2 separate regions of the Homo sapiens genome follow, and region 1 is linked to region 2. Evidence: chromatin loops called from intact Hi-C (ENCODE). Cell type or tissue: Caco-2. All regions are shown on one strand.

What was found. Hi-C counts contacts between places; a loop is a spot of excess contacts. Peaks named below come from ENCODE experiments on the same cell type or tissue, not always from the same donor. Only the 100,000 strongest peaks of a DNase experiment are listed, where the experiment ranks them.
Region 1: it touches region 2 in a loop (4-fold over the local background); 2 of 110 quality-filtered maps call a loop at or near these places.

What each region holds. Positions count from the first base shown.
Region 1 is chr6:151,497,294-151,505,293 of GRCh38, reverse strand. All of the region lies in intron 1 of CCDC170 (coiled-coil domain containing 170), which reads right to left. LOC124901436 (a long non-coding RNA gene) reads left to right here and starts at 7,088. Exons shown (of 2, transcript XR_007059817.1): 1 at 7,088-7,158. In Caco-2, no CTCF peak of the experiment used is centred here; a DNase peak (open chromatin) is centred at 3,263.
Region 2 is chr6:151,664,811-151,672,810 of GRCh38, reverse strand. It overlaps a transcript of ESR1 not described here. Among named protein-coding and RNA genes, the nearest start is that of ESR1, 140 kb to the left of the region's middle. In Caco-2, no CTCF peak of the experiment used is centred here; a DNase peak (open chromatin) is centred at 3,730.

The sequences.
Region 1 (8,000 bases), 170 kb after region 2:
AGTGCTGAGATGCCGCCTGCCCTCTTGGGACCTGGATGCTTGGTGGGCATAAACACTCCAGCTGGTTCCTGGCTTCCTAGTATGCAGGCCACTGAGAAGGGAACCTCTCAGAGAAGGTCTGCGGGCAGCACAGCTCCTAGGAGTAGAATGAATGACAAAGACTAAGAGAAGTGCCCAGGAGGCCAGCGGGCAGCTCCGCGGGCCACCAAGTCCAGGTGACACTTTTTACTCTCTACCTGACTTGACCTCCTTTTTGGGCCTTGACACACAAATCACTTACTGCTGGGGAATCCTCCTTACTCTCACGCCCCCATTCTCTACTGAGCGTCTCTCCTTTTTCCCACTTCTCTAGCCCTCCACTCAGTCCCTACTGCAGCTCACTTCCTTCACCCACTCACAACTTGATATTTGCTGGGTTCTGTCCTCGACGCTCTCTCCTCATCACTGGGACATTCTCACCGGTTTACTTCATGCCCTCCTGCGATCTCAGCCACTTCCAGTATCTAGTAGCTCCCAAATCTGCATCTCTAACTAGAGACTGACATTTCCAACCGTCTAGTGACCATCATTTGCATGTCCTGATGGCACATCAAGGTCAGCATTACCCCCTGACCATCACCACCATTGCCCCAGTAACCTCAGCAAAACTTCCCATCCCTCGTCCCTCCCTGGTCTGCTACAGCACACTGTGTAATTCTGTTTGTTCATTGTGTCTGTCCCTCTAGGTCCTTCTCTGAGACCATATATTTACTCTAGTGATGCTTGCCTTCTTCCTTTTTAAAATTTTATTTATTACCAATTATTTTTTATTGGTAAAATTGGTAAAAATTTTATTTATTACCAATTATTTTTTATTGGTAAAATTGGTAAAAATTTTATTTATTACCAATTACTATTTACCTAACTCAACTGTAAGTAAGCTCCATAGTTGGAGTGAAACAATGCCTTCTACTTTTTAACTCCATTTGTTGCCTGGCACATAATTTTTTTTTCATTTTTATTTCAATCCTACGGAAAAGTTGCAAGAATAATCCAAGGAACTCAAGTATGTTTCACTTTGATTAACCAATTGTGAGAACATTGTGCTACATTTGATGTATTCCTTTCTCTATGCGTATATTACAATATGATTGCTGAATCATTTGTGAGCAATTTGCACACACTATGGTCCCTTACCTCTAAACACTTCAGCTTGTATTTTCTAAGAACAAGGACATTCCTCTTCATACAACTGTCAAATTCAAGAAATTTAACAATGACACTATATTATTCACCAATTATCTCAATAATGTTCCTTAGAGAAACAATAAATGCATTGCATGTAGCTGCCAAGTATATTTAGTCTGTTGAATCTGGAACAGTTTTGCAGCCTTTTTTTGTCTTCTGGCACAAGGTTCCATCTGCAATGCACTGAGAAAAACACACCTCTTATCCAATTGCCAAAAGTGCCCCAAATGATTAACTTGAATCTAATCATGAGAAAACATTAGATATACCCAAATCGAGGAACATTCCACAAACTGCACTCTTTCTAAACACATTGCTGGGCGCGGTGGCTCACCCTTGTAATCCCAGCACTTTGGGAGGCTGGGGCAGGTGGATCACCTGAGCTCAGGAGTTCAAGACCAGCCTGGACGACATGGTGAAACCCCATCTCTACTAAAAATACAAAAATTTGCTGGGCGTGGTGGTGCATGCCTGTAACCCCAGCTACTCGGGAGGCTGAGGCAGGAGAATTGCTTGAGCCTGGGAGGCGGATGTTGCAGTGAGCTGTGATCGCACCATTGCACTCCAGCCTGGGTGACAAGAGCAAGATTCCACCTCAAAAAAATAAAAATAAAAATAAAAATAAACACATCAAGCTCATTCCCACCCAAGGGCCTGGCACCGCTCTTGCTGTTTCTAAGACTATTCCAATTCAGCATGTTATCTCCTTGGGGAGCCAACCCTACCCACCCTACCCAGACTAGACTTTAGCCCTCACCCCATTCCATCTCCATCCTGTTATTCTGCTTTATTTTCTTTTCAAAGGACTTAACACTCTAAAATTACCTTGTTTGTCTATTTGTTTACTTTTTAAAAATCTATTTCTCACACCAGGATATAACTTTTTTTTTTTAAATGTAGTCTCGCCCTGTCGCCAGGCCAGAGGGCAGCGGCGTGATCTCGGCTCACTGCAACCTCTGCCTCCCGGTTTCAAGCAATTCTCCTGCCTCAGCTTCCCGAGCAGCTGGGACTACAGGTGCGCACCACCATGTCCAGCTAATTTTTTGATTTTTTGTATTTTTAGTAGAGACGGGGTTTCACCATGTTGGCCAGGATGGTCTCCATCTCTTGACCTCGTGATCCTCCCACCTCAGCCTCCCAAAGTGCTGGGATTACAGGCGTGAGCCACCGCACCTGGCCGCGGATATAACTTTTGTGAAAGGGGGACCGTATCTAAAAGAGCACCTGCTTGAAAATGGGCACTCATTTTAGAGTTGGTCAAGGAAAAAAGTTCTTTATCTTCAGTGCCTAACAGAGTGCCTAAGACTCAATAAATGTTTGTCAAGTGGGTGACTAATACAATGTATGATTCACTAAGCAGAATATTTATGGTTCCCATTTCCTCCTGAGTTTTCATTTTTGCTTACTCCAAACATTCATAAGATTTCAACAATAAGAGTTCCTTTTCAGTGTTCAACTATCCATTTCTTTTAGTCTGAAGTAGAAAAGACTTAGGGAAATGGGACAATTATAGTCAAGTCTTAAAATTGTTCCTTCTTGCACAGATATTGAGGTTAGACTATGATGGCCTTAATATGCTGAAAAATGCATTTTTATATGAAGCTAATAAGGAAGATTCAAGAAGAAAAGCATAAGGGAAATTCAGTCAATGAAAAGGAAGTCATTTCAGTTACTCAGAAATATAATTCAGATATTTATTTTTATGAGACTGACCCACTCCCTATGGCACTAATGAGGGAACTCAGATATTTATTGATTTATTATTTACTAATTATTATTGTCATTATTATTTTTAGAGTCAAAGTCTTGCTCTGCACACAGCCTGGAGTGCAGTGGCGTGATCGTGGTTCACTGCAGTCTCTAAACTCTTGGGCTCAAGCGATCCTCCAGTCTCAGTATCCTGAGTTGCTGGGATTACAGGTATGGGTCACCATGCCTGGTTTAGACAGTTATTTTTATGAGCAATATCTGAACATGTAGATATATAAACTATCAGCAATAGCTGTGCTGGTATCAGTAAGAGAAAGAATGAGGTGCTACTGGTCTGCCTCAGCAATGCCTTTGAACTTCTCTGCCTTAGATCAAAGCCACCAAAGCACCAATATCAAAGGAAAGAAAGTTGGAAGCAAAACAAAGAAATAAGGAAACCTTGGGTAAAAGAGCATAGCATAAATAATTCCTGGCTCAGCAAATGTTACTCCCTTTTTCAATTAAAAAAAATCAAGTTGTCCTTGAACATGGAAAAAAGTAAGTCTTTATAATTATTAGTCAACTCAATTCAAGTACAAACCAAGGAGTATTCACTATTGTTTGAAATACACTACACATTATATTTGGTAACAGTAAGTAAATACACAAGCAGTCTCTTTAAAATATGCAAAGAAAAAGTTTGGCATTCAAAAAGCTCTCCCCTACCTTTTCTTTGAAGATTTTATCTCATCTCTAAAGCCAGGTGGTCAAAGAGCAGATAGATACCAAGAGAAACTAAATGTTAAAGCTAAAATGAAGTTGGATGTGTAAACGGATTAACTGGTTATCATTTATTGAGACTTTTTTATTCTGAAATAATTTTAGAATTCCAAAAAAGTTACAAAACAAAACAGAGTTTCTATATGCCCTCTAGCCAGCTTCCCCTAATAATAACGACTTATACAACTAAGGTAATCTATTAAAACCAAGACATTGACATTGTTACAACACTATTAACTAAGTAATAGGCCTTATTCCAATATAATCAGTTTTTTTTTCACTAATGTCCTTTTTCTAGTCCAGAAGCCATTTAGTTTTCATTTTTCCTTAGTCTCCCCAAATCCTGACCTTGACACTTTTGAAGAGTCCTGGTCAACATATTGTAGAATATCCTTCAAGGTGGGTTTGTCTAACGTTTGCTCATAATTAGATAGTCATTATTTTTAATAGTATAAAGCATTTTAATTTAAAACAAGGGGAAACATTTAATTACTCATCTAATTCACTTCCTACCAATAGAGTACAATTTCTAAGCTTTTGTCTGGCTTATTATTTCATAGACAAAAGGCATTTATTCCCTTGGGTAATTGGGGAAAAATAATCCTGTTAATTTTTACAGCCACATCCCAAATATTTTACATATTTCTATTCTTCACAGTGACGTCACCAAATTTGCATTTTAGCACTTTTAGCAGCTCTCTTACCAAATTTTTGTCTGGTTGATCTACAAAATACTAAGAGATATGTTTAAAATATTCTCTTTAGTTGTGGATTTGTCTATTTGTCCTTATAGATTTTTGCTTCTGCCAATTTTTGTTTTTCTATTTTGATGCTGTGTTCTTAGGAACATATACATTTAGAATTATTACAACTACCTGATGAATGAAATTTTTATCATTATTTAGTGACTCTCTTTACCACTACTAATGCTTTTCTTGTGTTAAAGTATTTTGCATAATATTAATATAGCCAATCAATTTTATTTTGGTTGTTATGTGCCTGATACACATTTTTATACACTTTTACTTTCAACCTTCCCATATCTTTTTGTTTAAATGTGTCTTTCATAAATAGTATATATTTAGATTTTTTTAATGCAATATGGCTTTTCTTAGTTAACTAAGCATTTTCTCCATATATATTTATCATAATTACTGATATGTTTGTATTTCTTTCAACTATAATTTATGTTTTCTTTTTTCCCTATTCCTTCTGTTTCTTTTTCTCTATATTCTCTTTTTGGGGGTGGTGGGGTGGAGATTGGTTTTCTTTATATCTAGAGAAGGCTTCTGACTTAAGTTCATATGAAGACATGCAACTAGAGTCAGATCTCTTCTTAAACTTGATTTTGAGAAAAAGGAGTAGAACAAAAAAAAAAAAAACAGAGCAAACCAGAAGAGGGAGGAAATGGTTCTTTAAAAAGTGGAAATAGATACTACCTCATACCCATTAGAAAGGCTACAATAAAGGAAGAAAACACACAGAAAATAACAAGTGGGGGTGAGGATGTGGAGAAATGAAAACCTTTGTGCACTGCTGGTGAGAATGTAAAATGTGTGCAGCCACTACGGAAACAGTGGCAGTTCTTCAAAAAAGTAATAATAGGATTACCATAGGATCCAGCAATTTCACTTCGGGTATATATCCCTCAAAATTGAAAGCAGGGTCTCACAGAGATATTGGTTCACTCATTTTCATAGCAGCATTATTTACAACAGCCAAAAGATAGAAACAACACAAGTGTGCAGAGACAGATGAATGGATAAACAGAACATGACATATGCATACAATGGAATATATTTCAAGCTTAAAAAGGAAGGAAATTCTGATACATGTTACATCATGAAGAAACGTTGAGGACATTATGCTAAGTGAAATAAGCCAGTCATTGAAGGACAAATACAGTCTGATTCCACTTATACAGAGAGAGTGCGTAGAATAGTCAAATACAGCATGATTCCACTTATGCAGCGTGCCTAAAATAGTCAAATACGGTCTGATTCCACTTATACAGCGTGCCTAGAATAGTCAAATACAGTATGATTCCACTTATACAGCATGCCTAGAATAGTCAAATACAGTCTGATTCCACTTATACAGAGTGCCTAGAATAGTCAAATACAGTCTGATTCCACTTATACAGCGTGCCTAGAATAGTCAAATACAGTCTGATTCCACTTATACAGCGTGCCTAGAAGAGTCAAATACAGTCTGATTCCACTTATACAGCGTGCCTAGAAGAGTCAAATACAGTCTGATTCCACTTATACAGTGTGCCTAGAAGAGTCAAATACAGTCTGATTCCACTTATACAGTGTGCCTAGAAGAGTCAAATACAGTCTGATTCCACTTATACAGCATGCCTAGAAGAGTCAAATACAGTCTGATTCCACTTATGCAGCGTGCCTAAAATAGTCAAATACAGTCTGATTCCACTTATACAGCGTGCCTAGAATAGTCAAATACAGTATGATTCCACTTATACAGCATGCCTAGAATAGTCAAATACAGTCTGATTCCACTTATACAGAGTGCCTAGAATAGTCAAATACAGTCTGATTCCACTTATACAGCGTGCCTAGAATAGTCAAATACAGTCTGATTCCACTTATACAGTGTGCCTAGAAGAGTCAAATACAGTCTGATTCCACTTATACAGTGTGCCTAGAAGAGTCAAATACAGTCTGATTCCACTTATACAGAGTGCTTAGAATAGTCAAATACAGTATGATTCCACTTATACAGCGTGCCTAGAATAGTCAAATACAGTCTGATTCCACTTATACAGCATGCCTAGAATAGTTTAATACAGTCTGATTGTACTTATACAGCGTGCCTAGAATACTGAAATACAGTCTGATTCCACTTATACACCGTGCCTAGAATAGTCAAATACAGTCTGATTCCACTTATACAGCATGCCTAGAATAGTTAAATACAGTCTGATTCCACTTATACAGCATGCCTAGAATAGTCAAATTCATAAAGAAAGAAAGTAGAATGGTGGTTGTTAGGAGCTGTGGGGAGGAGGAAATGTGAAGTTATTGCTTAATGAGTACAGAGTTTCAGTTTTGCAAGATGAACAAAGGTTTGAAGATGGCTTGTGGCAACAGTTGCACAACAATGTGAATGTACTTAATGCCACTAAACTGTACATTTGTAAGTTAAGATGGCAAATTTTATGTTATATGTATTTTATATGAGGTTTTTAAAAGTAGAAATGATGGGAAGAAAAAGGAAAACAGACTTTAACTCCTTTATAGTTAGCTATGACCAGCTCTAAGTCCTTTGTTTTGAGGAACTATAGCTGCTGATAGAGTGTGTTGCTATTTACATTTGCTTCTCATAACAATTCTGTTGATAGTTATTCTAATTAACCCTTGTTTTACAGAAAGGAAAGAGATGCTCAAATTCCCAACAATGGTATCTACTGGAGCTGTAACTTTGATCTAGGTTTTCCAGGTATGTGAAAACACTGCCACAGCAAGAGAGCCTACAAGCCACCATATGTCTGTGGCTTCTCACTGGTGTCAGAGGATTTGGAATCCAAGCACTTTCCACAGAACTATTGCTACAGCTTTTTGCTGACTGGTGATCCTATTTTATAATTAGGTCACTTTTCTTTTTTTTTTTTTTTTTTTTTTTGAGATGGTGTGTTCAGTGGCACAATCTTGGCTCACTGCAACCTCTGCCTCCCAGGTTCAGGCAATTCTCCTGCCTCAGCCTCCCCAGTAACTGGGATTACAGGCACCTGCCACCAAGCCTGGCTACTTTTTGTATTTTTAGTACAGACGGGGTTTTACCATGTTAGCCAGGATGGTCTCGAACTCCTGACCTCAAGTGAGCCTCCCGCCTCAGCCTCCCAAAGTGCTGGGATTACAAGCATGAGCCACCGCACCCAGCACATTTTCACTGGGTAGCGTTATTTCAAATGCATGACAAAGTTATGCAGTCTTACTGAAAGCTATGTTTGTAAACTTCCCCCAAAGCATATCTCTTTCCTTCATGTTTGGGCTGCTCCACTTCAATTCTCATAATATTGCTGTTAGTATTTGTCACATTTTCCATCCCAGTAAGGCTGTGCTGGTGATCGCATTATAGGTAAATCCAACTTGAGAAGAGTGCAGCATTAAATTTTAGTGTTGATGAAGGAGTAATCTTTTTATGTGTCTGTTTTTCTTGATTGTAAACTCTTTTTTAATTTTTATTTTATTTTTGAGCCAGGGTCTTGTTCTGTTGCCCAGGCTGGGGTGCAGTAGTGCGATCAAGGCTCACAACAGCCTCAACTTCCTGGGCTCAAGTGA
Region 2 (8,000 bases):
CACAAAGAATGTTAAAACATATTTTTAAAAAAGGTTTAGGGCGGGCATGGTGGCTCACGCCTGTAATCCCAGCACTCTGGGAGGCCGAGGTGGGTGGATCACCTGAGGTCAGGAGTTCAAGACCAGGATGGCCAACATGGTGAAACCTCGTCTCTATTAAAAATACAAAAAAATGACCTGGCGCAGTGGCTCACGCCTGTTATCCCAGCACTTTGGGAGGCCGAGGCAGGTGGATCACCTGAGGTCAGAAGTTTGAGACCAGCCTGGCCAACATGGCGAAACCCCGACTCTGCTAACAATACAAAAATTAGCTGGGCACGGTGGCATGTGCCTGTAATCCCAGCTACCTAGGAGGCTGAGGCAGGAGAATCGCTGGAACCTGGAAGGCAGAGGCTACAGTGAGCCAAGATGGTGCCACTGCACTCCAGCCTGGGCAACAGAGCAAGACTCCGTCTCAAAAAAAAAAAAATACAAATACAAAAAAATTAGCCTGGCATGGTGGTGTGTGCCTATAGTCCCCTCTCTTTTTTTTAATTGACAAATAAAAACCGCATATATTTTTGGGTACAATGTGGCATTTTGATACACACATACAATGTGAAATGATTAAATCAAGCTAATTAACATATCTACCACCTCACATACTTATCATTTTTTTGTGGTAAGAACTTCGAAGTTGTCCAGGTGCAGTGGCTCACGCCTGCAATCCCAGCGCTTTGGGAGGCCGAGGTGGGAGGACCGCTTGAGCCCAGGAGTCTGAGACCAGCCTGGGCAACATAGGGAGAACCTGTCTTTATTTATAAAAATTAAAATAATATTTTTTGAGAGTCTCACTCTGTCACCCAGGCTGGAGTGCAGTGCCATGATCTAGGCTCACTGCAACCTCCATCTCCTGGGTTCGAGCAATTCCCCTGTCTCAGCCTCCCATGTAGCTGGGATTACAGGCACCCACCACCATGCCTGGCCAATTTTTGTATTTTTAGTAGAGACGAGGTTTCACTATGTTGGCCAGGCTGATCTTGAACTCCTGACCTCAGGTGATCTGCCCATCTCGGCCTCCCAAAGTGCTGGGATTACAGGCATAAGCCACCACACCTGGCCTAAAATAAAAATTTTAAAAAGAACTTTTAAGTTCTACTGTCTCAGCAATTTTTAGGTATACAGTGCATCATTATTAACTACAGTCACCATGCTGCACAATAGGTCTCCAGAACTTACTCCTCCTATCTAACTAAAACTTTGTGCCCTTTGACCAATATCTCCCCTTTCTGCCGCATTCCATTTCCTCCCCAGCAACCCACCATTCTCCTCTCTGTGTCTACGAGTTCAACTTTTTTGGATTCCACATGTAAGTGAGATCATGCACAATTTGTCTTTCTGTGCCTGGCTCCTTTCACTTAGCACGATGTCCTCCAGGTTCATCTACGTTGTCACAAGTGATAGAATTTTCTTCTTGTTTAAGGCTGAATAGTATTCCACAGTGTATACATACCACATTTGCTTTATCCATTCATCTGTTGATGGACACTCAGGTCGATTCCATATCTTGACTATTGTGCATAATGCTACAGTGAACATGGGGGTGCAGAGAAACCTTTGACACTGATTTTATTTCCATTGAATATATACACCCAGAAGTTCACCCCTTCACTTTCTATGTATTATTTTACTTCATGATTTTCAGATAAAATTAAGTATGACTCAATTTCCTCTAACTCCTCTCCACTTCAAAATCTGTCTTCCGGCCAGGTGCAGTGGCTCATGCCTATAATCACAGCACTTTTGGAGGCCGAGGCAGGCAGATCACTTGGGGCCAGGAGTTCGAGACCAGCCTGGTCAACACGGTGAAACCCCATCTCTACTAAGAATACAAAATTATCCAGGTATGGTGTTGCAGGCCTGTAATCCCAGCTACTCGGGAAGCTGAGGCAGGAGAATTGCTTGAACCCGGGAGGCGGATATTGGAGTGAGCCGAGATTGCGCCACTGCACTCCAGCCTGGGCGACAAGAGTGAAACTCCGTCTCAAAAAAAAAAAAAAAAAAAAAAACGAAAACAAAAATTAGCTGGGTGTAACGGCGCAAGCCTGTAATCCCAGTTACTCAGGAGACTGAGCCATGAGAATCACTTGATTCCGGGAGGTGGAGGCTGCAGTGAGCCAAGATCGTGCCACTGCACTCCAGTCTGGGTGACAGAGCAAGACTGTCTCAAAAAAAAATTTTTTTTTAAGTGCCTTCTTCACCTAGACTTGCCTCCCACTTTTCTCACATATTACAGAAGGATGTATTCATTTATTTATTCAACAAACGTTTAACTGGGCTCCTACCATGTGCCAGGAGCCAAGGATACTGTGATGACCAGGCAAGAGGTCTCTGCTGTAATGAAGCTTATACGTTGGTGAAGAGAGGCAGGCAGTACACCAATAAATAAATAAACAAGGAATCACCAAGTGAAGATCAATGCCATGTAAAGATGGAAAAACGGGTAATGTAAGGAATGTTGAATGGCTACTTTGGACCTGACGGTCAGGGAAGGACTTCGGAATTTAAAGTGAGAGCTGGGTAAGACAACAGATTCAGCCAAGTAAGAAGCTGAGGGAAGGGCTCTGCAGGAAGATAGGCTAGCTAGAGGAAGGCCCGGCCACGACCATCTTGGCAGCTCTGAGAAAATGCAAGATGTGCAAATGGCAGCGGGGGAGAATGGAGGAGTTACGGCTAAAGAAACAGGCCAGAGGCTGGCCCTGGTGGCCTTTGGAGGACCAGGTAAAGAAAGTAGATGTTATTCGAAGTGCAAAGTGAGGCCATTTTTCCTCCCTCCAATACTAAGTTTTCCCCATGCACTTACTCCCGTACTTTTGTCGTGGATCTAAATTTGCCTCCAACAAATCTTCCGTGTCTTCCATTTCTTCCCTCTCCCATGTGTCCTTCTCCCCAATGCAAATGTGTTTTACAATCTCTCATCCATTATAAGAAAAACCTTGTGTTGATTCTGCTACTCACTCCACGTCTCATTTATACTCATCTGCACTAAATTTCTTTAAAAGTACCCTCGTGATAGCAAACACATAGACTGTTTATTACGGGCCAGGCTCTGTGCTGGGAGCTTTCTGTTTCTGAACTCCTTCCATCCTTCCAACAGCCCTACCAAGTGGTTACATCATGATCTCCATTTTACAGAAACTAAGACCACATAGTAACTTGCCCAAGGTAACTCAGCAAGCAAGTGCCAACCCCAAGATCCACATTGAAACACTCCAGCACCTGAGTCCCTGCCCTTCACCCTTGGTTCGGACTTGATACCCCACCTCCCCAGGTTGTGCTGTTGCTCTCTCACACTTTAGAATCAGGCTTTTGCCTCCTCAGGTTTCTTGAGCAGGTTTCATGAGCAGGTTTCTCGAGGACATCATTGTCCTTTACTCCTCCACCTTCCTCAAATTCTCTGTAGGCTTGTTATTGAATACTTTCTCCATGGTGGAATTCACCCCTCCTGTACTTCCTCAGAAGCTCACATTTAACCCCTCTCCCCACTCCCCCAACACTACCCCCTTTCCAGAAACCAGCAACCCCAGCCTGGGCCGCAATGCAGCTGCTTTCTCACTTGTTCTGTTCTCCCCTGGATTCCCATCTCTCTCTCTCTCTCTCTCTCTCTCTCTCTCTCTCTCTCTCCCAGCTCCCAAAGAGCTTCCTACCACTGTTGTGAGTCGCCCCGAAGCACGGCTCTGGCCAACAGCTTGCTCAGAAATCTGCAATGGTTTCACATTTCCTCTAGAGCAAAGTCCAGATGCCTTTAGCCTGGTCACAACCTGCCTTTCCAAATTAATTTGTCATGAGTCAGCTTCATGTAACCTGACATGAACCCTCACTATTCTCATAAATGCCAAGTGCTCTCCATTCTCCTTGCTCTTCTCTCTACCTGGAATGGCACCCCCAATCTCTAAGTGGCCAAATCCTGCCATGTTCAAAGGCCAAGTTCAAATGCCCTTTCTCTAATAAAGTAGTGTTTCTGCTCTTTTAAATCTTTAACAGGAAAACCAAATGGAGAGGACCCATAGGAAACCCAAGTGTCTGGCTTATCCCACTTCTATGGTTTGAATGTGCACCCTCCAAAACTCAGGAGTTGCCAGTGCGATAGTATTAACAGGCAGGGCTTTAAGAGGTGATTAGGCATGAGGGCCCTTCCCTCATGAATGAAATTAGGTGCCCTTATAAAGGGAACTGATAGAGTTTTTCTGGCCGGGTGCAGTGGCTCACGCCTGTAATCCCAACACTTTAGGAGGCCAAGGCAGGCAGATCACGAGGTCAGGAGATCAAGACCATCCTGGCTAACACGGTGAAACCCCGTCTCTACTAAAAAATACAAAAAATTAGCCAGGCATGGTGGCGGGCGGGCACCTGTAGTCCCAGCTACTCAGGAGGCTGAGGCAGGAGAATGGCATGAACCCAGGAGGCGGAGCTTGCAGTGAGCCAAGATCGAGCCACTGCACTCCAGCCTGGGTGACAGAGCGAGACTCTATCTCAAAAAAAAAGAAAAAAAAAGGGTTTTTCCTCTTTTGCCCTTCTACCTTCTGCCATATGAGGACACAGTGTTCCTGTCCTCTGGAGGCACCATGCATGAAGCAGAAACTGAACTTTCATCCGACAACCAATCTGCTGGTGCCTTGATCTTGGACTTCCTAGTCACCAGAACCACGAGAAATAAATTGTTTTGTAAATTACCCAGTCTCAGGTATTTTTTATAGCAGCACAGAATAGACTAAGACACTCACTTAACATCTTTGCTACATTTTCATGATGAATATGCCTTTCTTCCACAATCAGATTATATGATCCTTGGAGTCTGATTTTTCTCTTCATCTCTTTGGCATTTTGCCCATGAATGCACTTAATATTTGCTGGCTGATTAATATGTACATACAGCAATATATGAAATACACATAATTTCTCTCTTTCCTGGATGATTCTTCCTCCTCACTCTGAAGGAGGAGGCTTCTATCTGAAATCCCTTTGTAATGAACTTGCTGTGGCTCATCAGCATATTTTGATGTCCATAGTAGACTTATGAGCAACTCCTTCTTTCCATAGAAATGCTTTGTCGCTGTCTTCCTCTCCCTGCAAACAAGGACTGGGACTACCATCCATTGCACTCTCCTAGCCCAGTTCAAGATCCTGTATAAACAGTCTCCAGGCAGTCACAGTTTGGATGACAAGATCTTCAGGGTCTTTGCAAGCAACATCCCTGTCTTCTTGAGTTAAATCTTAAGTTCCTGGCATCAGGCAGGAAGCCATGTAGATACAAAATTATAGAAGACCTGTGCTGGAGGGGAGTCTTAGGTATCAAATAGACCAGCTCCCTCACAAATGGGGATCCTGAAGTCTGGAAAGTCAAAATGATTTGCCCAGTGCTTTAGGCTTTCAACAAATATTTAGTAATGTATTATGGGCAACTTTCACTGTGCTAGGTTCGAGGGCTACTGTGATGAAAAAGATAAGACCCTATAGTCCTGCATCCATGACATTGACTGTCTAGTGGGAAAAGAAACTAATAAAAAACAATTTTTAATAAAATGACAAGTGTTCTGATATGTAAAGTATTGGTGTCTATGGGAACATACAAACTCCATGTGGAAGTAAAGGATGGTCTACATAAAGAATGAGTAAAGACCATTCAACCCAAAGGAAGAAGGGAGGCTCTAGTTATCCAATGAGATCTGGGCCAGACAGCAAATCTATGAATTTCTGTCTGTCTCACTCTGTTTTTGACTCTAGCTCTGTTTTCTACTAATTCTCCTCTTCTAACTCTAATTTGCTATGACATTCAACTACCCTTCCATTTTCCCCACCTCTCTCCTCTCCTGCCTTCCCTTTCTCCTTTCTTCTCCTTCTAGCCCTTCCCACTCTGCTTGCCTTATGACCTCCATCTACTCACTTGAGCACTTAAGAACCTTCCACTATTTAACTCTGCTGGGTTTTGGTGCACTGAGAGTAAAAACAGAACCTTCGTCCTCCAACATGTGCATTCATGCATGCCTTCATTCGTTCTGCAACCCTTGCTGCCAACTATATGTTCCCTGGAGGAGGAGGAGGAGGAGGAGGAGGAGGAGGAGGAGGAGGAGGAGGGGGATGGGGAAGAGGCACCAATAGGGTGAGTAAGAACCCAGCCAAGTAGAGGTCTGCTTCTCAGTGAAGGTGCTCTGGCTGCAGAAACAGATGTGCTAAGGCCAGAAGCTCCAGTACTTTGAAGGAACAGAGAGCTCATAGAGTTAAATCAAGAAGAAAACTGCAGTGGACCCAGCAAGGTCAGTGGAGGCTGGATAGAGGAGACCAATGGCCCAGGAGCTGTGGGTACTTCTGTCATTCTTACTCACCAGGAACCTGAATTCCTTGGGTGGCCCTTCTACCAGAGAACAGGAACATGCACTTTTCCCTGTAGAAATGGTTGGGATTATTAGCAAGAAAATGTACTGTGAAGGTGTTAGTAGGATGATGGCTAAAGGAAGTGCGTGTGTCTCTCTCTCTCCACACCAACCACACAACTTTTTTTCCTCACCTCTAATAGCTGAAAAAGAGGGTCAGTGTCTGCACTCCTCTGGGCATGGAACTTGTTGAGTTTTTTAAAATATCTCCAAACCTAAGATTTAATTTTTCCAATGTAGCTTTTCTTCCCCTCTACAGCTTTAAATCAATTTCAGAATGCCAGTTACTTATGAAAGACACATTTCAACAATTTTCTATGAAGAGCCCAAAGAAAAGACACTGAAATTAGCCAATTTCTTCTGATCATGATAGTTGTGCTAATGGAATTTTTTCCCAATAATTTCTTAGTTTTTCAATGTAATTCTTTAGGCCCTGCCCAAGTAAAATGTAATTTTTAAGTGATACGAGGAAATAACCGTCTAAGAGATTTAGGCAAAATGAAATAAAATACCTAAAATGATTTGAGAACTAGAATGGTGCAAAATTCTTGTCTCTGTCTCTTCGAGGTAATAATTTGAGATAATGTCTCTATATTCCTAAGAGAAAATATAGTTGAAAATAAAACCATTTCTTAATATGCCATTCTGCTCTGGGAAAATGTAATAAAACATTGTATGTAAGTCATCTGAGGTGATTTAGAAATCATTGATTTTTGAAGTATTTGAAACCTTTTAAGTCTCGGCATGGGAAAGGGAGGGATGATGAATTCAGCGAAAAAAAAAGAAAAGAAAAGAAACAGAAGCTGTGGAGTGGAGTGGTGGAGAGAAAAGGGCTTGCCCAGATGGGAGGCTGTGCACACGTGGTCAAAATCTGCGGCTCCAGATTGACAGAGCTTCACTTGCTAGGATCTGGTGGCTTCCAGCTTTGGAGTTCTGGGCTTCTGAGTTCAGAGATCACGATCCTCTAACTGCATTGTCTCTTTAAAACAAAATCTCTCTGAGGCCAGTTTAACGATGAAATTAACAATGATTTAGAGGTCGTGACAAACACTTCTAAAAAACAAACCACTTAAAAAATCTGCGGACTGCATGAAGCTCAGGTTCAGGTCCAGTTCCTGTTACCCTGTGAATCCTCTGACCTTTCCCACCTCATTTTCTTGTTTAATGGAAGTCTCTCGAGCCAGGAAAATTAGAGAACTCCCAGGGCTTCAAGGCGACCATGCTAGGTGCAGCCGTTTGCAAAGAATATTAATTCTACCAATCCTAAACCACCCTCCACACACAGGCAAATGGAATTTTGGTGTTCACAAAACTTGATTTGATTTTTATCACTGCTATTTCTGTTCATGATACTAATAGTAATACTACAAAAAATATTTTAAGGACTACAAGTTTTTGGCAGTTAAAGCTGGCATGTTATCTACCTATTTAACAATTGGAGGCAGTAATTGGAAAAATACTTCATAAACCCAACTTGTCATAATAATAAAATTATGATGAGAGTTACCGTTTCAGTCTTTCATTCCTACCTCGTTCTCAATTCAGGAAGAAGAACAAGTTCTTTTAGAGGTGCTTAAAAGAAAGCAAGAA